Linked DNA regions of Mus musculus: all the other regions are linked to region 2. Evidence: chromatin loops called from intact Hi-C (ENCODE). Cell type or tissue: gastrocnemius. All regions are shown on one strand. Each heading gives the region's core, and the rest is flanking DNA. Links, peaks and the distances in the headings are about the cores only. Region 1 overlaps Stk10 (serine/threonine kinase 10). Region 2 overlaps Fbxw11 (F-box and WD-40 domain protein 11). Region 3 holds the start of Stk10 (serine/threonine kinase 10).

Region 1 (7,043 bases), core at 893-5,892, 83 kb before region 2:
GTTTGTTTGTCTGTTTGTTTGTTTGCCTTCAGTAATTCCTCACAGTGTCGGGAAACATCCCTAAGAGCCACTTGGGTTCTCAGCAGCCAGCTCCCGGGTGTCCCCATTCCCTTGTTTCACATAGCTGACTTTGCTTTGTGTATGTCGGGGTAGGGAGCGTGGAGAAGGATGCCAGAGATGCCTGTTCTGCTGATTCTGACATTGTATCCCATCTTATTTTCCTCTCCCTGTGAGACATGCAATACACACACACACACACACACACACACACACACACACACACACACACACACACACTGCAAATACATAACTTGGCCCCCCTGACACCACCCAGGCTGCCTCTGCTGTGACCTCCTAGGACCAATGCATTGGAACCTGCTTGCTTGCCTCCTGAGCCTGATCCAGGGCCACTGAGCATGTCAGGTGGAGCAGCTGGTGGGGCCATGCTGAGTGCTGGCGCCAGAACCCAGAGAAGGCACAGGCTGTACTGCCAGCCTGCAACTCATTTGGCTGCACACAGGATCCCGTGTTCAGGGGTACACCCCCCTCCACACTTGACTTCTGCTGCCTAGCACGTGCCAATCTCACCCTTGCCCGCTTGTCTGCAGGTACCCAGGAAGGCTTTTGACTTCTGCCCTAGTCCTGTACTGGAGTCCCACTGTACATTTCCACTAAGCTTTGGACTTCTCTGTTCAGGAAGAACTGTTCCCCACCCTCAGGAACATGCTGCGCTCAGGGAAATGTGGAGCCTCCATGACTGGGCCTTCGGGCTGCTCAGGTAGCCTCCCAAGAGGCTGAGCCCCATAGAAGAAAAGCAGCCTAAGTGCTCAGTTACAGTACAGGCAAATGGCTGGCTGCCTCAGACACCCTCTTTTTAAAAAGCCCCTTCCCAGGGACAATGGGGTGGGGTGGGGGAGGGGGGACCCAGGCGGTTGAGTCTGGCGAGTGGCTGAGACCTTAGCAGTATTTCTCTGTCACTGCCCGATGCTGAAGCAACTTTCTAAAAAGTTTCCTCAAATGAAAACTGGGTGCTTGGGAGGGAGTGGGCTAGAAAAAAAATAGGAAAACAGGTCTTGGGACTCCCAGATCTAGTGTGCAGTAAAGAAGCTCACAGAACCCCAGGAAGGCCATAGTTCTCAGGGGAGCGAGTGAGCCTTCGCTTGCTTTCAGGCCTCACATCAAGGAGTTGACTCAGAGGGCAGATGGGCCAGGCCACGCCACAGGAGGCCGGGCAGGGATACTTGCTTTCAGGGGACTTGACAGTGGCTATTAGGCAAAATGCTAGTTTTGTGGTTCATATAACAGTCTTTGACCGCTCCCTGACATCATTCGTAATGTTCCAGTCCTTTGTTGAATCTGCACTTAGTACCACCTGAGCCCTGGTAGCTCTGCTGTGCCTTTTGGAGTGGGGTCTAGCCTAGTCTTCCAGCCTCATAATTATAGCGTAAGTGCAATGCCTGCCACCACCAAGGGCCCACGCAGTATTCCTCATGCCCTGTGCTAATCTTTTCTGTATAGGAACAGGCAGAAGTGTTTTTAGCGCAGTAAATATAACTAACTTATATTTCCCTTCATGAAGGATGGAAATAACGTGTATGCATTTCCAAGCACCGTGGATATTTGTAAACTGTTCTCTGCAAACAAAAAAAGAATGTAAATATGCTTCTAATAAAGTAATAAGGTGATTTGCAAGCACTGTTGTTCTTTCTGGTTGGAAAGAGAAGATAGGTGGGCCTCCTGTGCTTGCTCAGCAAGGAAGGGCTTATCCTCTGAGTATGTGAGAGCCTCCTCCATCAGGCAGCAGGTCAGACTCTGGGGTTTCTGATGGAACCCCAAAGAGAGAGGAAAGAGACCATATTCTCTCTGGCCATTTAATATCATTCCGATTCAAAGACAAACATTGGTTAACAAACACCCCCAGATTTTGTATGTTAATGGACTGAATTTTTTCCATAACTCTGATAAGAAAGTAGATTTTGCGCAGAGCCCAAATCTCAGGACACGGCCGAGGGACACCCATGGAATTCAACCCTGGAGTTTGTCCCCCTGATGGTGCTACCACACCTCTCTCCAGCTGCCACTTCTTGCCATCAATGCTGTATCTTAAAAGAATTTTCCAGGACAGACTTAACATGGTGGTTGAATGCCCTAGCTTGTACATGGGTCTGGGCTCTGTCTCTGATTCTAGGGGGACAAATAGAAATATAGTTTACATTTGTCTGACTGTACCTCTCAAAACATTGCTTGTGTTCTTACCCTGGGGTCCACGGGTAGAATTGGGGGTATCTCTGCATTTGTTTGTCAAAAGATGTGGTCTTTAGTTTTCCTGCCTGAAATTGAGTGTTTTCCTTCTTAGTGGAGGTGGCAACAACCCCAGAGGTATCAGTGGGGCTTGTAACTGTCACCCAGGGAAACCAACGGCGTTCCACACTACACCATTTTTTCCTCATTTTTAAATCATAGTGACTCAACCTGCATTGTTAGGTCCAGTTGGTTGTGTCCATGCATATGTCTTATTAACTGTGTAGCTACAGTTTTCCGAAGTCATTGGTAGCCGGGCAGTGGTGGCACATGCCTTTAATCCCAGCACTTGGGAGGCAGAGGCAGGCAGATTTCTGAGTTCAAGGCCAGCCTGGTCTACAGAGTGAGTTCTAAGACAGCCAGGACTACACAAAGAGGCCCTGTCTCAGAAAAACAAAAAACAAAAACGAAAAAAAGAAAAAACCAAAAATAAAAAAACAATTAAAAAAAATTTTTTTTTAAAGATACCTATTTATCCTGATGGTCAGTTTCATTTGTAATCAACATAATAACCTCATTGTCACAGGTTTCAAAAATATTACTTTGAGAAGGACTTCATAGACATTGTGGAATACCAAAGGACTTCACAGAACAGAAAACAAAACCAGTCTGCTTTTGCTTAGCACCTTGCTGCTGTTGCCCTGGAAGTCTCGTGACCAGCAGAGGGCAGGCCATGGCCATGGTGCTGCACAGCCTCTGGACTCAGGCTGTTGGTGTGGCTGCAGCTTCCACTGATGAGTACTTACTGTCTGGGGGATGTAAATCAGCAGGCAGCCAGCATGATTGCCATTAAGAGCTAGAAAAGTGAGTTTCCAAGAATTCAGGAGACTGGCAGCCTCCCACCCCCAGGGCATTAGGAGATGAGGATGACTTGGGAAATGAAATCATCCTATGTTAATTGACTCCTCTCAAAGCAACCATCATTGGAATGAGTGATTCCTGGATGCTGTCTTCAGCATGCTCACCCTAATGGAGACAGAGACGTGGGAAAGCAGCACCTGTGCAGACTGACACCGCCTGGGGACTCAGAACACCCCCTAAGAGAGCCACCCTGTGTCGGAGGGCAAACAGGTCTATTCCAGAATGACATGCACTAAGGCTGGCCAGAGTAGATGGCTTATCAGCATAAGGCTAGAGAGAGGTTGGGCCGAACAAGGATGCCAGGCCAAAACAGCCGTTCCCTAAGAGCTGCAGAGTGGGAAAGAAAAGGCTGAAATGGACGGAGGAGTCATTGTACAGTCCATGCAGCACTGAGAGTTTAGAAGGAAAGGAAGGATTGCACGATTTTGAGGCAATTAGCAGAGCCTTAGATGCTGCACTCAGAGGCACCACATAGCTCTGTTGTACCCATGGTGTCTATTAGGTCTGGTTAACAAGGACATCTAGCAACCATCAAAACAGAGCTTCTATGCCCAATGGTGGCAGAAAAGGTCGTTCAAACCAATCCCAGCACTGAGGATAGCTTTAGAGTCTAGGCAAGGACCTCACAACTGCCTACTGTAGCTCCAGTGGATCCAAAGCCTTCTTCTGGCCCCTGTGGGTGCTCACACATATGTGTACATATCAACACACACACACAATAAAATTAACGTTGAAAAAGAGGAAGCAGGGTGATGGTGGCACACACCTTTAACCCCTACACTAGGCAGGCAGAGGCGGGGAGATCTCTGTGTTCTAGACCAGCCTGCTCTAGTGAGTTCTGGGACAGCCAGGGCTACACTGAGAAACCCTGTCTCACAAAAACAAAAAACAACAACAAGAAAGAGAGAGAGAGAGGAAGGAAGGGAAGGGAAGGGAAGGGAAGGGAAGGGAAGGGAAGGGAAGGGAAGGGAAGGGAAGGGAAGGGAAAAAGAAAGAAAGAAAGAAGGAAAGAAAGAAAGAGAGAGAGAGAGAGAGAGAAAGAAAGAAAGAAAGAAAGAAAGAAAGAAAGAAAGAAAGAAAGAAAGAAAGAGAGAAAGAAAAAGAAAACGAGAAGAAAATAGAACTGGTGACTGGAAGTTCTACTTGCTGGTATAAGCAGATCACACAATAGGGAAGGCCTGCCTGGCCAGGATTCAAGCTGGGATGGGGTCCCCATGAGGGGATTGGGTGGTTTGCCCTGCCTGGGTTCACAAGCCTAGAAAAAGCAACAGAGGTGAGCTTTTGCCAGGTCTTCAGGGCTAAAAGTGCAGAGAGAGGAGCCCAGACCCTGCCAAGTGCACAGTGGACAGGATCTCCATCCAGCCATTTCTTAACTCAGACTGCAGAGAGATCAGAAGTGGTTAGGGTTTGGGCTGGCGTTCTGTGGTGGAGTCCTGAAGTCCTTTGAAACGGAGGTGGGGTGGGGTGGTGGCGTGAGTTGGGGGGAGTTGGGGGAAGGTGGGAGGAGGAGATAGGGAGAAATAAGAGATGGGACCAGAAGGGAGAGGAGGGGAAAGAAGCCGACCAATAGGGGGTCTCGATAATGCAGGGGCCTGACTCCCACAAACTCAGTGTGTTTGAATGTTTGGGGCAACACATGGTGCCCTGAAATTTTCAGCAGATAGCTAAAACCCAACAATTTTAAAAGAACCAAGTGTCATAAACCATGAGAGCGATCTGGGTGCCAGATTTTACCTTCCATTTGGAAACTTCTTCTCATCCAGTTCAAGCTTGAATCATACTGAAAAGCTTGTAGTGGGGAAGGAAAACATAGGCTGGGGACGAGCTCAGCCATAGGTGGGCTGCTGTCCTGTTCTGTGCGAGGAAGCTGTGTGAGGTGGGACACTGTCCTGTTCTGTGTGAGGAAGCTGTGTGAGGTGGGACGCTGTCCAAGCATGTGGAAGGCCCAGAGTGCTGCCCACCTCTATCCCTTTCTTCTAGAAAAGTGTGGCTGGACAATGCTCAACTAAACCTATGGCTTGGATCCCGCTGTCACTGGGCAGAACAGGTGGTCAGTCTGCCCAATGGCATGTGACTGTCCCACCTGTGTGGAGACACGGTAGAGCAAACATATGGTTCTCCCTTTGTGGTAAGGAACCTCGGAGGAGACCACGTTTCAAGACAGTGAAGAACAAGACAGTGGCTCTTCCAACAGTTCCCCCTGAGACTTACACAGAACATTAGGCCCTGATCAAATGATCAAAGGACAGGCTTCAAGCTGTGGTGGTGTTGGGGCTACTGGTTACCACAGCGTACCTGCCCATCAGGATAACAGTCTCCCCACTCACTAGGGTGCATCTGACTCCCTCCTGGAGATGAGAGAGGCAGTTAAGGAGGGAACGGAAGAAAACATGTAGTGGCTGCTCCCCCAGGCTCCCCACTCATGGTACGGAGACAGAACCCAGAGCCTTGTGCAGAAATCGTATTACTGAGCCCCAACCACCTACCTACCTTCACTGCAGTCCAGATCCCCTTTTGTGGTCTGTCCTACCCATTTTTGTGGCTTTTGTCTTAGCAGTCCACACCAGACTCCCTTCAAAAGGCTGCTCTGGGGGTTACCAAGGTCTCTTTGCCCACAGGCACCAAAAGATAAAACTGCCTGGGAACTGACACCCACCCACCCTGACACCCACCCACACTGAAATGGGTCTTAGGCAGGGACCCAGTGGAGTGGGAGTATGAAGGACCTGTCCCCTTGCAACAAGTCAGAGCAAACCCCAAGGCATGGTTGATACTCTTAAGCTCCCTGGGGGGATCCCTGTAGTCCGCCCCCTCTCTTCCTTCCCCTCCCTCTCTGGCTTCTGCTCAGTTTCCAGACTCCCTTGGGAGGGTTCCCTTACTGCACCTAAGCTCTCCAAAGACTACTGAAGACACGTGGAGCTGGTATCTCTAAGAAATGGATTCTGGGTGGGTGAGGTTTTGGAATCAGAGCACACTGGCCAGGACTCTCAGTGATGGTAAGTGGGGTGTCATTATACCCAAATGCTGTGGCAGGAATATCATACAAATGCCTTCTGTTAAGTTAGAGTTGGCTGTGGCTGGAAAGAGTCACCCTGGCTCGTGCTCAGGACTACAGGTTAATTCATTGTTGCTGAGTAGTATTGGTTTTTGTTTTGTTTTGTTTTGTTTTGTTTTGTTTGGAAGAGAAAACACACACACACATACACACACATAGGCTCAGGTCAGACACTCACCAATGTAAGGCAAGATGTGGCCTCGAGAAAGGCTTCTTCTGCAGCTTTTTTTTTTTTTTTTTTTTTTAAAGATTTATTTATTTATTATATGTAAGTACACTGTAGCTGTCTTCAGACACTCCAGAAGAGGGCGCCAGATCTTGTTAGGGATGGTTGTGAGCCACCATGTGGTTGCTGGGAATTGAACTCAGGACCTTCAGAAGAACAGTCGGGTGCTCTTATCTGTTGAGCCATCTCACCAGCCCTTCTTCTGCAGCTTTAAGAAGACTATCTTCATCTAGTAATTCCATTTTGGTATTTACCCAAAAGAGTTGACAACAGTTCGTCAAAGATGTTCACACCCTTGCACTTATCACAACACCTTTTGGAATAGTGAAGAACTGGAGCCGACATAAATGCCCACTGACAGGTGGGTAGGGAAAGAAAGGGGGTCTAGATACACACTGGAATACTATTCAGCCCGGAAAGAGGAGGGATTCCCTCAACACAGATGGGAGTACTGAGACAGGTATCCAAAGGCTAATACTGCAATTCTCTTGTTGGTGGATCTACAGCAGACCTGGGGTTTCAGCAGCAGAGGAAGAAGAAGTGGCAAAGATGATGGCGAAAGAGTACAAAATCCTTAGGAGGAAGAAACATTATCTCCTC
Region 2 (7,043 bases), core at 1,332-6,331:
TTCTCAAACTTACTTAGACCCCGAGTCATCTCTCATGCCATGTAGGATTAAATACCATTTAGAAGTGATTCACTGGGAATGTGGTCCAATGGTCAGGTGCTTTCTAGCAGAATGAGGATCCATGTTTGATCTGTAGAGATGAGTAGACGTCATGACACCCAGCCTCATCAGGATAGCTTGAATGGTGGTCTCTATTGTAGCTTTTCTCAAATGTGTATAAGAGAAGCTGGGAAATGTATAGGGGCCAGGTTTAGTCTGGCCCTCAGGGTTTCACTGAAGTATATACACTTTTAGCCTCTGTAATTTAGCATGAAGAGAATAGTTGATATTTCTTCACAAGAGCTGCCTTCCTCTCAGTTGTATAAATAATGCCGTTGCTATTGTGGAACAGGTGAATTAAAACCTCTCACTGTGATGATGCTATTACTAGTGTAGTCTGCAGAACTCAGACATTCTTGCTTCTTTCTTGAGTGAAAAACATGACAATGCTTAGGTCACTGCCATACTCCGGCAGTAAGGAACCAAGATACTGTCCAGATTGCAGAGGGTTTAGCGTAGACTATAATACTGGCCTTATGAGTGTCACAAGGACTCTGGCTCTCTGCTTGCACTTGACTTCTCATCCTCTCCGTGCTCTCCTTGTGTGGCCAGGCCTGCTTCTGTCTCCTTGCCATTCTTTTTATTTAACTTTTTTATTGATTCTTTATGCATGTCACATCATGTACCACCAATCCCATTTGTCGTCCTTCATATCTTCCCGTTGCCCTTGCAACCTCCACCCAAAAGACAATAAACAAAACTCAAACCCAAACAAACCAAACAAAAAACCCCATCTTGTCATGGAAGCTGTAGTGTGTCACAGTGTCGCACAGTGTAGCCTTTTATGCATACATCTTTGCTTGCAAATGTTCATTGCAGTGAGTCATTGGTCTGGTTTAAGGCCTCTGGCTTCTTCTACACCATCAATACTGGAACCTCACCAGGACTTCTCTCAGATGTCCTGTTGTTGCCCCGCGTCATGGAGATCCAACAGCTTTGGAGCTACAGTACTGGCCCTTTCATGTGCTCCAGCAGATCATAGATGCAGTAGATCTGTGTTCACTTCTCCTGTCTTCTGCTTCAGGACTGCCCACTGCTGCCCTTGGTTTTGAGCACTAGGACATAGTGCTTGTTCCCCACACCCCCTTTCTCCTGTCCTCTGTCACTGGCCTTGACATTCTGGGACTTTTAAGATTTTATTAAGGAAGAATTTCCCTCCACAGCCATTCTGCTCTGCCCAGGACAGTGACGTTGTAAACATGTGCAAAGGAAACCTTGGAAGTAGTGTCCTCAAAGTAGGGAAGAAGGGCTTCTTTGATCTCACCACACCCTGTGGCCCACCATTTGATGAGTGATTTCATTTGCCTAAGGTCCCACAATGAGTGACCAAGTTAAGATTCCAGTGTCTCGGTTTGGTTCGCCTATTGTGTGTCATTGACATAGACAGCAGTGACTCATATTCAGTGCTGACTCGTGTCAACTGTTGCAGATTGTCCATTGCTCTGTTGGGAAGTACTCTGGGTTGAGTCCAAACATTTTAGAACTTAAAGGATAAAGGAAAAGTGGGCAGTTTGAGAAAGGTTATTCCTGAAGATGTAAACAGAGATCCCCTTGGAAATTTTTTTTCCTTTAGTTTTTCGAGACAGGGTATCTCTGTGCAGCCCTGGCTGTCCTGGAACTCACTCTGTAGACCAGGCAGGCCTAGAACTCTGCCTGCCTCTGCCTCCTGAGTGCTGGGATTAAAGAAAGGTGTGCCATCACTGCCTGGCTCCCTTGGTAATTTTAATAGAGCCGTAATGGACCTTCCAAAAACACTGCAGAGCAGATGTTGGAGTTTAAGTTTTGTGTTCCATCTTAAGAGTTCTGGGGCTGGGTGGTGGTGGCGGACACCTTTGATCCCATCGGGAGGCAGGGGCAGGCGGATTTCTGAGTTTGAGACCAGCCTGGTCTACAAAGTGAGTTCCAGGACAGCCAGGGATACACAGAGAAACCCTCTCTCCCCTACCTTCCCCCAACCACCCCCCCCCCAAAAAAAAGAGTTCTAGGTTTGGGATGGAACCTTAGAGCAGCCTGGCTGCCAGTGAGGTGTCTGTCGCTCCTTTCCGAGCACTGCCCACCCACTTCCCCTTCTCATTAAGGCTCCATTTAGCTGTTAGGTAGCAGCTTCAAAAAGGGAAAACCCAGTCATGTATAATCTCCAGTTAATGGGCATCTGTTGAGCCTCTAGGTTACCAAAGGGATAATTACACAGTACTTCTTTGTGTAGTAAACACAAAAAAGAAAAGAAAATGTGTTCCAAAGGCAAGTCAGACTGTTAGTGACCAACAGCATCCTCTTCTTGAGGGAGAAAATTGGGGCAGTCATCTACTCTTGCTGGGGGAGATGGCAAGGCAAGGCCATTCCCCAGATCAGCTATGGAGCAAGTGGGAGGGAGGCCTTGTCTCTTTAATTGCTGGTGGGTGGGATGCATTACTGAACAGCAGACGTTCTAGGAGACATTGTGTGCAACTATTGGGAACTTGTGAGTCTCTGAGTTTCTGCCACAAGCCATAGAACAGCAGTGATGATGAAGGTTACCCCACAAGCTTCATGCCCAGGCTCTGTAAGTGAAGACTGTATGCTTACTATTGATTTAGGAGGATAGCTTCCTGACCCAGCATGGTGTGTGTGAGCAACAAGCCAGAGTTCTTGGGTTTGTATCCCTAAACTCTAGTTTGGGATCTCAAAGTTTATGTCTTGTAGTCATTTAGGTTTTGCAGAACTTGGCATAATTCAAATAACTTGTTTTTCCCCCTTTAGAACACTTCAGTTATGGAAGATCAAAATGAAGATGAGTCCCCAAAGAAAAGTGCTCTTTGGCAGGTAGGCATGATAAGCTAGCAGATGACTGTAGATAAAGCTCTGCCTTTCCTTATGTCCTCACCGAGAGCAGAACCCAGCCTCTGTTTTGTATAGGGTTGCCAGATTCAGAAGCCACCCTGCTTGTCCACCGTTCCCTCTGGGGAGTATCCTTACTGCTAGTAAAGCACTTTGGAGTTTTCTGGAAGATTCCAAAAAGGCAGTATCCTGAAATACCAACTTCGTGGCCTAAGATAGACTGTGTGGAAATCCTCCATCACGGGGATGGTGGAGGCTTAGAGCCAAGTGTAGACTGCTGTTTTTCTCTGTCTGCAGCCCACCCTCCTCCCTGCTCTCCCTATGAGGGTCTGTCTCCTTTCAGATCAGTCTCCTTTCCTGGCTCTCTCACTTTCCTGCCCAATCTCCCCAGCTTTGTGGTGGGTGTCTGGGGAGCACACAGACCTTCATGGTTTAGTGTTTTCACTAAGCATGCTGGTGAGCATTTTTTTCCTTTGTGAGGACATGAGTAAAGGCACAGTATATATAAAGGAAAAAAAAGTGACCTGGGCACATTTGAAAACTATAAAGTAGGTTAGTTAGCTAGAATAGTGCACGCCCAGCAAGTGTAAGATGACGTGGACCAAGGTGAAATAATGGCAGCAAGGCTGCAGGGTTTGTCTGGGCCACGGGGTCTGGGATAGTAGCTGGAAATGCACTCCTAAGCACACAAGTGCCTGTTTGTCTTTTTGAACATTATGTATGTGTAAGAGGAACATGCGCGACCTTCTGCACCGCTTTGCTGTACTGCTCTTCACTGTGACCTTTAGTTTACTGTGGCTCCCAGCGCCTTAGCACCCAGGTTCCTTCATCTGTTCATCTCCTCATTGGTTGGTTACTCAGTGGAAACTAGATGGTAAATGAGAAAGTGGATGTGGGAATACTGTGATCTAGAAAGCGGGGCACAGGTGTAGGCTGTCACCATCATTCTGTTTAACCTGTTGTGACCGCAGAGGTTCTGGGGAATTGTCAGTAGGGGTGGAGTAAGAGAGGCCGAGCACATGGGGTCTTTGAGACTCCACAGTTGGCGTTGCCGTGTGCAGCCTCATTCTGTCCTGGTTATTGTGCTCACACCACCATAAAACCCTGCATATCTCGCCTTTGCTCCTTCCCATTATTTTCAAAGCTGTCAGTGGTTAGTCCAGCCTCACTGTATTTAAAGCTGGACCGCAACAGCTACACTGCAGTGTTGCTGTGCAGAAAGATAAGTTGTGATTTGCATTACCAATGCTTGTAATTAGACACTTATATTTTCCTGTTACAATGTTGTGATACTGTTATGCTTAAAATAGCATTGAGATCTCCTTTTATGTTTATCCTTTTATACTTGATATCTTATGTAAGATCCCCTTATATATCTCCCTTTATATTTGCTGATATTTATCATAGCAATGAGTTTTTACTTTGTCTTAAGTTCTTCTATTGAGGCAAGTAGATGAGGAGTCTTCCAACAAACAGAACTTTTAGAATGCCTGTTCAATGCTGCCCTCTGGTGGTAACAGAGGCCAATTAAATTATCCCTCATTCCGGGAATTGGGGATGACATGGAGATGTGGAAATGGATGGTTAATATAAATTAAGTAGAAGATGAGTGCTTTCTGACCTTGCTGTAAATGTAGAAATAAAAGCATACTTGAGATGTGAAACTGAAATTATTTTTGTCAAGGAAGGTCAGAAGTTTCCTTTGAAGTTTACAGAGGTTCTCGTGTGTGTGTGTGTGTGTGTGTGTGGTCTAGTTTAATATGAGAGCATACTATTAACAAGAGCTCTTCATTCCTTGTAAGATGTTGGGAACAAGTTTCTAATGGAAGTAATGGACATTTGTAATTCACCTCTTCAGGTCTGAAAATCCTCTAGGGTCTTACTTTCTGTTAGTGTATGCACATAGGCTATCAGAGGACAGATGGCTTGGCAGTGGTATGACAAAACACTGATGTGGCTAGGTGATGGCACACACCTTTAATTCCAACACTCAGGAGGCAGAGGCAGGTGTATCTCTGACCAGCCTGGTCTACAGAGTGAGCTCCAGGACAGCCAGGGCCAGACACCTCGTCTCGAAAAACCAAACCAAACCAAAGACCTGATGTGGCTTTTAAATAGCATTATAGTGGTTGTGGCTTTGAATCTAGGGATGTAGACTGTTATTGTTATGGTGATGGGGGAGTATATGGGTACATGGTTGTGAGTATGCAGATATGTCTGGACATTGTCTTCTGTTGTTTGGCCAGCAGTTACTAACCATCTGAAGTAATATGGAAGGGTCAAAACTATTAGGAGAATAGCCGGGCGTGGTGGCACACGCCTTTAATCCCAGCACTTGGGAAGCAGAGGCAGGCAGATCTCTGAGTTCGAGGCCAGCCTGGTCTACAAAGTGAGTTCCAGGACAGCCAGGGCTACACAGAGAAACCCTGTCTCGAAAAACAAAACAAAACAAAACAAAAAACTATTAGGAGAAAATGAAGCTTTATAGATGGATTTACTTTTAGGCTTCTCCTCTATTTAGATGGGGGGGAGGGGGTGTCTCAGTATGATCCCTTAAAATGCAGTCTGGTCTAGCAGACTCAGCAGCACTTGGAAACTTAAAATACAGATTCTGAGGCTCTCATCCAGACAGATGGAGCTCGAATCTGTGTTACCAGGCACTCAGCTACTCCAGCGCTTGCTCAGGTGTGTGAACCAACCCTGCTCTGGTTTTGATTGCTCTTGGTGCCTATGGTCAGCTGCAGTCTAAACACACTAAATGAAAAATTTCACAAGTGTAGGTAGGGAGAACATATGTACATATTGTACTATATTGTTTTAAGTATTTTGTTATTGTCAATATTTTTGCTATGCATAATTTATAAGCCCTGCTTTATCATTGGTATGTATGTATGTATGTATGTATATATGTATGTAAAGGCAGAAATATGTATGTAGTGTTTGGGTCCATGGTTTCAGGCCTGATGTCTTGGAAATATCTTTTTTTTTTCCTCCTTTTTTCTTTTCTTTTTTTTTTTTTTATTAGATATTTTCTTTATTTACATTTCAAATGCTATCCCGAAAGTTCCCTATACCCTACCTCCGGAAATATCTTGAATATAAGAGAGACATTAACTTTTAATTTTGAGGACGTGGAGACAGATTACTACTAGCCAACTAGATGCTGGCTTATCAAATTGGGCATTTAGTGCCTCTAAGATGATCATCTCCAAATGAGTTTTCTAATGCTGGAGAGGTGGTATGGTACGCAATGGGGAATAGTGAGCTAAGGCACCGGTCATCTTTACAAACAGCTGCAACTTCAGTAATTACTATGGTTGTTAATTTGAGGCTATGGGCCCTCAATGCATTTTAATTGTGTGATAAATGGATGAACAAAAGAGCTTAATTTGACTTAGGTTCAAATTGGTATTTTGAGGCTAAATCCATAGGACAAAAGAAATTTCTAATGAAATTGATTACATGCCTTTCTAGCTAATTATTGTTTCTTTGTTTTTCCAAAACAGATCAGTAATGGAACGTCATCTGTGATTGTCTCCAGAAAGAGGCCGTCAGAGGGGAACTACCAGAAAGAAAAGGACTTGTGCATTAAGTACTTTGACCAGTGGTCTGAATCAGATCAGGTGGAATTTGTGGAGCATCTTATCTCACGGATGTGTCATTATCAGCATGGACATATTAACTCTTACCTGAAGCCCATGTTGCAGCGGGACTTTATCACTGCTTTACCAGGTAGGTAACTGCACTTCTCACGGTTGATGGGCAGTGTGTGGTGCCTAGCCCTCAGTGCTGGCAGTGCCAAGTGTGCTCTGTGAAGTGAATGGCAGAATGAGTGTGTACACTGTGAGTTGCCATTTCTGGACAGCCACTGTATTTGTAGTTAGATTTTAATCCTTCCTCAAGTGCCATGTAGTAAGATAGAGTAGATGAATTTTTAGGAAACAAAGGCCACTTTTGTGATTGATCTTGCTGCGTATTAGTCAATGCTGTTGCTTTATTTAGTTGCTTTTCTGTTTTTAAAGATACACTATTTAATTTTGGTATGTAGACAATCTGTATTTTACATGTAATTTTAAGAATGTATGGAGCGAGGCATGGCAACTCATGCCTGTTCTCCCAAAACTTGT
Region 3 (7,043 bases), core at 379-5,378, 180 kb before region 2:
AAACAAGTATACTAATACAAAGCCAAAGAGAAGAAATGCATGTTATATAAATGTTAAAATTATATAATATCCATATATATAGCAGAATGTTCATTCCCTACATTTGATTATATATGTATATGGAGAGAAAGATATTGTCCCACAATCAATATCCTGGCCCACCTGGAACTCACTATGTAGACCAGGCTGGGCTTGAACTCACAGAGATTCGCTTGCCTCTGCCTCTCCAGTGCTGGGACTAAAGGCATATGCAACTATGCTCAGCTCGAGAAGGAATGTTATTTTTAAAAGATTTTATTTATTGTATTTATATGAGCACACTGCAGCTGTCTTCAGACACACCAGAAGAGGGCATGGGATCCCATTACAGATGGTTATGAACTACCATGTGGTTGCTGGAAATTAAACTCGGGACCTCTGGAAGAGCAGTCAGTGCTCTGAAGAACATTCAGTGCTCTTAACCATTGAGCCATTTCTCCAGCCCTCAAGAAAGAATTTTCAAAAGGCCAAAGTGTAGTGAGCCAGAAGTCAATGCAGAATGCCTGCGTAACGATATCAGCATTTCCCTCTGTTTTTTCACAGTGGATGGTTTCAGGCCTGTCCAGAGGCAAACTGGTTAGGAGCTCAAGCTTCTTGTACATCAGTCACTCAGGTCAACAGTGACCGGTTCAGAACAGTCCCTGCTCATGGACATTCATTCCACCCATCAGGGTTCCTGGGTCATTTGGAAGCAAGTTTCAAACAAAACAGCCTCTGGGCATATGTTTGAGTGCATATTCTAAAAAGCATGAGTCTTCACCGTTATCACCCCACACGGCAGGTAGTCATCTCTAACACCCTAAAAACCACATCAGCATTCAGTGTCCATAACTGTTTCTGAGAATTCTGAAGAGCACTGGCATGATAGAATATGCCTTTAATCCCAGCACTCAGGAAGCAGAGGCAGGAGGATCCTTGTGAGTTCAAGGCCAACCTACAAATTGATTTCCAGGGACAGCCAGGAATCCTGTTCTTGAATCCTACACAGAGAATCCTGTTCTTGAAAGCAACAACAACAAGCCAGGTGGTGGTGGCTCACGCCTTTAATCCCAGCACTCAGGAGGCAGAGGCAGGTGGATTTCTGAGTTCGAAGCCAGCCTGGTCTACAAAGTGAGTTCCAGGACAGCCAGGGCTATACAGAGAAACCCTGTCTCGAAAAAGCAAAAAAAAAAAAAAAAAAAAAAAAAAAAAAGAGAGAGAGAGAGAGAACAACAACAAAAATGGGGGGGGGGAGACCGACATCTAAAGAGCTGACTGACTATTTCAATCAGGACCCATTATGCTTCATAAGCCATTTCATCTCTCAAACTTGTAGGTTTCTTTTTCTTATACTTTGTGTTTTAAAACTTTATTGGTTATGGTGTGAAAGTGTATATACACAGGTGTGTGCACCATGGCTGTGGGCCTTCTCCAGCTCACAACACTCCTTTTGTATATGGTTATCTGTATGCATACATATGCACATAGATGTACACATAGATGTGTGCATACACACTGTTCTATCTAACCTTATAAATCATGGGGCCCTCTGATGTTATTACTGATTGGTTAAAACACCAGACAACACCCTGAACTTATGACTTGTGTGTGCCAAGAGTGAAGTAGTCTTGTGAGACAGATCCTTTGGCCTTAGGCTTGGTGAAGAATGGAAAGTCATCTGTAGGAAAGTGTGGCAGGAGGTCAGAAAGGATTTCAGTTGATTCTTAGCATCTCTGTGCCTTTGCTCAGATAGAGGAAGGAGATGGGGACCCATTGAATGAAGGGCAAGAAAGTGACGAATTTTGAGGTCAGATGTCCTCAACTCCATCATTTCCATATGTCAGCTTTATTCATAATAACCAAATGGATAAATCCCAAACCCAGCTGTCTGTCCCTCAATGGTTGATGGACAGTGTATTAATGTAGAATATGGGCGAGCCATGGATTCATTCAACATGATGAATATCAGAAATGTGTTGAGTTAAAAGAAGCTAAGCACAAGCCACTGTGTGGTTCGTGGCTGAGCACTTGCCTAGCATGAGCAAGGGTCTGGCATTAATCTCCAGCGCTGGAAAGATAAATTTGAAAGGAGAGGGTATGGGAGTTGCCTGGAGAGGCAATGGAGATGTTTCTCTATCCTGACTGTGGGACAACCCAGTCCTGGCAAAACTCCCTAACAGAGAATCTTAAGGGAGAACATTCCTGCTGATAGAAATGAAACCTCAAAGAACTTGATTCGTGTTCTTTTGAGACAGGCTTTCACTATGTAACTCTGGCTGGTCTGGAAGTTGATATATAGGGCAGGTTGGCCTTGAACTCAGAGAGTCACTTGCCTCTGGTTCCTGAATGCTGGGATCAAAGATATGTGCCACCATGCCTGCCCTAAATTGAATTTTCCCCCCTTAAGTGTTTTTGCTTGCATGTATTTCTGTGCACTACCCTCATGCAGTGCCTTGGAAGGTCAGAAGAGGGCTTCAGGTCACATGAAACTGGAGTGACAGATGACCTTGCACTGCCACCTGGGTACTGGGAATTGAATCTTCCTCTGGAAGAGCAACCATTGAGGAGACATCACTCCAGCACTTTAAGTTGATTTTTTTTTGGGGGGGGGGGGTGTTCGAGACAGGGTTTCTCTGTATAGCCCTGGTTGTCCTGGAATTCACTTTGTAGACCAGGCTGGCCTTGAACTCAGAAATCTGCCTGCCTCTGCCTCCCAAGTGCTGGGATCAAAGGCATACGCCACCATCGCCAGGCGAGGGGAAAAACTTTTTTAAGTTAAAAACTTTGGCTCACCTTGGGGGTGTAGTTCCATCACAGAGCATGTTTCCTCTGTACAAGAACCTGGGCTCAACCCTCAGTAGCAGGGAAACACCATACTCATATAAACATAAAAGCAGCCCAGATCACATCAATAGTACACAAAGATAACATGTTTAAAAAGTGAGGTGGCTCAGCAGAGCCTGGAGGTCTGAGTTAATAATTCTGAGTTAATCCTGAGGACCCACATGGTGGCAGGAATGAACCAATTTCTGTAAGTGGTCCTCAGACCTCAACATGTGAACCCATACACTGGAAAAAACACACACACTCACACAGAAATAAACAATAAAATTCCTAGATGCAAAAAGACAGGAAATTTATTGTTTTTTAATGGCCAAGGAAAGAACAGAATGGTAGGAAGATGCTGTAGGGCCCCAATTTGACCTTTAATTCCCAGCATTAGGGAGGCAGGGGCAGGAGGAGTTCTGTGAGGCCAGCCTCAAGTAACAGGACAGCCAGGACTACATAGAGTAACCCTGTCTCAAACAAAATATCGCTCCCCTTCCACTCCTGCCAAATCCAATAACACAAAAAAGTGGTCAGCATCTCAAAGACACTGAAAGGCTGTAATAAAACTGCAAACTTAGACTCTTTCATTGAGATAAACACATCAAAGGCACTATTTATCGATCTTACTCTTTTTTGGTGGTGGTGGTGTTTTTTTTTGTTGTTGTTGTTGTTGGTGGTGGTTTTTTGGTTTTTTGTTTTGTTTTGTTTTGTTTTGAGGCAGGGTTTCTCTGTGTAGTTCTGGCTGTCCTGGAACTCACTTTGTAGACCAGGCTGGCCTCAAACTCAGAAATCCGCCTGCCTCTGCCTCCCAAATGCTGGGATTAAAGGCATGCGCCACCATGCCCAGCTTGATCTTACTAATTTCTATTTTAAGTTGTTCCAGAAAGTAGGGTGGGGGGAAGGCACAGCCCTTCATTCACTAGATTAGTGTGAGGCTCTGTAGCCAGAGACAGTTGAGGAAAGAAACCCCGATTTAACAGAAGTTTCAAAGCAGCTTTGGTTCTGTTGAGCCTCCTTTTAACTCCAGCTACATAAGTTACACGCCCCCCACCCAAACACCTTACAAAACAAAAGTCACTCGTGATTTGGGGCAAGTTTCCGGAGTTGTGGAACTGTCCCTTTACGCCCCCACCCCCACCCCCTGCCACTGAGACCCAGCATTTTCACCACCAGAGTGAGATTCCTCATGGCTCTTTCCAGTCAGTCCCCGTGTCTGGGAGCAACTCCACAGCGTTGCCTTTTCTGGACCGGTCATAAAAATGCAGTCATACCTCGTGCGATCTTTGGGTCTGGCTTCTTTCATGTAGCAGGACATTTTTAACGGACCTTTCCATTTTTATCCTTACTTTGTTTTCTTTTGGAACTCCTGGAAATGGTTAGCGCATTCTGACCCTCTGTCCACCCGGTATAGCTGCACAGACTTCAGCAGGTCCCGCTCAACCGAGTGACAGATGTACACTTTGGCTGGTCCACAGGCTGACTCAACAAGAACAGTTTTGCATGACATTTTCTTCTTTTAATTATAAATTTTCCCCGCACTCATTTTGTGGTGGGAACAATTGGAACTGGAGCAACTTTTATTCCGGACGTCCTTAGCACACACAACCCTCTCCGCGCCTAGTATTCACTCTCCAGCCGGCTTTTCGAATGGGGGAACAGCATTTGGCGCGAGACTCTAGGGATATTTTCGAAGAGTCCGGACGAAGGGGACCAACAATTAAAACGCTTTCTCGAGTTAAGAGTGCCCGAGTGTGAGACACTCTTGTTCAGGATGGGAGGGTCTCCAGCATAGATTCTGCAGCTGCCCAGCCCCCAGCACAATCACTAGAACCCACGTTCTGATACCAAGCAAAGACGCTGTGCAAGATGCGGGACGCCCGCAGCCAAGGTAGAGAGGGATGAGGACCAGGATATAGGAGCACCATCCCAGAGATGACTCCGCTTTTATCTCTAATGGGGCTTTTTAATTCGCAAAATAACTAGAAAGTTTTACTTAATAAGGAATATATTTGCTAACCTACCATGAAGCCTAAAGGTCCTAAAGGGACTCTCGTTTCATGTCCAGCGTCCCGGCCGTTTGTGGCTGGCGGAGGCGGGGAAAGTCCGGATGGGCGTAAGCGCGGGGCTCTGCTTTCTGCGGGGCTCAGAGGCAGCACGAGACCTGCCTAGGAAGTGTGGCGAAAGCCACCTGGGACCGCGTGAACTTTGAGGCAAAGAGCACCGAGGACTGGGGTGAGTCCCGGGGCGAGGGGTGCGGGCATCTCGCGCGGGAAGCTGGCGAACCAAGCCTCAGCGGGAGAGTTCTGTGCGCTGATGCACCCACTCGGCACCGACGGCGGTTGAAAGACACCAGCTGAACCCCGGAGGTTTGGGGTTCCGGGAGGCGCAGCGGGCCCAGGGGCCGGCCACCCGGCGGACTACAGTCTCCAGAGTGCCCCGCGGCGCGGGCGGAGCCGCGAGCTCCCGCAGCCAATTGAGGGGTCTCGGGGCGCCGCAGAGCAGGTGGAGCCGGCGGGGACAGGCGCGCGCGCGGGTGCCGGGCGTCCTGCAGGCGGGTCTAGGAGGGGGCGGGGCGGGGCGGGCGGGCCGCGGTTCCTGCAGCTCCCTGTGGCCGCTGGCGCACTCGGCGGGTGCTGCGCTGCGAGGAGGGCGGCTCTCCGAAGCCGCGGGTCCTGTCGTCGCGCTCCTCATCCAGCATGGCTTTCGCCAATTTCCGCCGCATCTTGCGGTTATCCACCTTCGAGAAGAGAAAGTCCCGTGAATATGAGCACGTCCGCCGGGACCTGGACCCCAACGATGTATGGGAGATCGTGGGCGAGCTGGGAGACGGCGCCTTCGGCAAAGTCTACAAGGTGAGAGTTCCGATTGCTGAGCCTACCAGGTCCTGCGAGCCCCTGACCCCCACTCCCACCCCCCGCACAGCTGCTTCTGAGCACTTCCTGTGTGCCCTGTACAGGGCACAAAGGGACGTTTGTAGGATCGAGGCATCCCAGGGGGCTACCGGAGGCATCCCCAGGATCACGGTGATAGGGACACATCTTTTAAAGAGGGACTATACCGATGTTGTGGGAATATTCAGGCTCTGGGCTGTGCCTGCAAGGGTTGGGAGTTGAGGACACTTCTGAAGATGAGCCTACGATCGGTACTGGGGAGGTCAGAAGGGCCCTGGAGTAAGTGAGGACAGGCTTGGGATTAGAAGGCTCAACGGAAAGCGAGGACAGGGTCCTGTGAATGCAGCTGCAGGGCACAGATTTGGCTTCTAGTCGCCTGAGTCACCAGAGGCTCCCTGTCTGCAGTTACCTCTCCCCTGGAGGAAGACAGGCTGAGGAGGAGTGGGTGGGGCATAGATGATTCCATATAGACACGTGTGCAGACGGACAGCTCCTGGGGTTTGGTCCTCTGAGCCAATTCTGAGTGCCTGGGTTGTTGTTCAAAGTACCTAACTCATCTTGACTCCACCCTTTCTCATTTCCTCCTCCTCAACACCCTCCCCCTCCCCCGGCTTCCCCAACCAGGCTGCTCAGGCTGGTCTCCCAGATCTACTTGCCTCAGTCTCTGGAGTAGCTTGGACTGTAGGTTTGGCCACTACAGCATAGCATCCCCTACTTTTATTGGGAGACTCCCATAGTTCAGCTGTCTTAGCTGCCCTCCAAAGCCATATGTCATTGTCCTTGGGGCTTTGGTAGTTAGAGGCCTCACTGACCCTTTCAGGATGCTGGACCCCAGAAAGGGCTTTTCCAGTTCCCCAAGTCGGGCCATGCTCCCTTTGACTTGAAATTGATATGCTAGCGTTGGTCTGCTTCTCGCCCCAGAAGTGTGCTCCCTAGGAAAGATGCTATAGCATCCTTGGGAAGCTTGTAAGGAACTAAGACTCTCAGCTGGGCGTGGTGGTGCACACCTTCAATTCCTGCAGAGGCAGGCAGATCTGAGTCTGAGGCTAGCCTAATCTACAGAGTGAGTCCAGGACAGCCAGGGCCACACAGAAAAAAACCCTGACTCAGGGTGACACAAACAGAAAACCAAAGCAAACAGAAAGAAGCTTAAGACTCGGGCCCCACTCAGCACTCAGATTATAGTGCTCCAGCAGCTTGGAGCAGTAGCAGTTTGGAGGCCAGTCAGACCCTTGGAGACCTCCTCTCTGAGTTGTACTTCCTGTGGGAGGGCTGAGGAACCCCCACTAGGGCAAAGTTCCCCAG

The links. Hi-C counts contacts between places; a loop is a spot of excess contacts. Peaks named below come from ENCODE experiments on the same cell type or tissue, not always from the same donor. Only the 100,000 strongest peaks of a DNase experiment are listed, where the experiment ranks them.
Region 1: a loop joins it to region 2, with 7 times the contacts of the local background. A loop is called at or near these places in 34 of 42 quality-filtered maps.
Region 3: it touches region 2 in a loop (2.5-fold over the local background); 8 of 42 quality-filtered maps call a loop at or near these places.

Annotation. Positions count from the first base shown.
Region 1 is chr11:32,622,904-32,629,946 of GRCm38, forward strand. It overlaps Stk10 (serine/threonine kinase 10), which reads left to right. Exons shown (of 19, transcript NM_009288.2): 19 at 1-1,692. Among named protein-coding and RNA genes, the nearest start is that of Fbxw11, 16 kb to the right of the region's middle. In gastrocnemius, for the core only: a CTCF peak has its summit at 2,954 (motif pointing right); DNase peaks (open chromatin) are centred at 1,217, 2,983 and 5,144; H3K27ac peaks cover 380 bases.
Region 2 is chr11:32,705,350-32,712,392 of GRCm38, forward strand. It overlaps Fbxw11 (F-box and WD-40 domain protein 11), which reads left to right. Exons shown (of 13, transcript NM_001271347.1): 3 at 6,423-6,648. Among named protein-coding and RNA genes, the nearest start is that of Fbxw11, 66 kb to the left of the region's middle. In gastrocnemius, for the core only: a CTCF peak has its summit at 4,430 (motif pointing left); a DNase peak (open chromatin) is centred at 4,426; H3K27ac peaks cover 2,105 bases.
Region 3 is chr11:32,527,861-32,534,903 of GRCm38, forward strand. It overlaps Stk10 (serine/threonine kinase 10), which reads left to right and starts at 5,406. Exons shown (of 19, transcript NM_009288.2): 1 at 5,406-5,699. The coding sequence starts at 5,544. It also overlaps a transcript of Efcab9 not described here. In gastrocnemius, for the core only: a CTCF peak has its summit at 2,484 (motif pointing right); a DNase peak (open chromatin) is centred at 5,339; H3K4me3 peaks cover 1,524 bases; H3K27ac peaks cover 1,239 bases.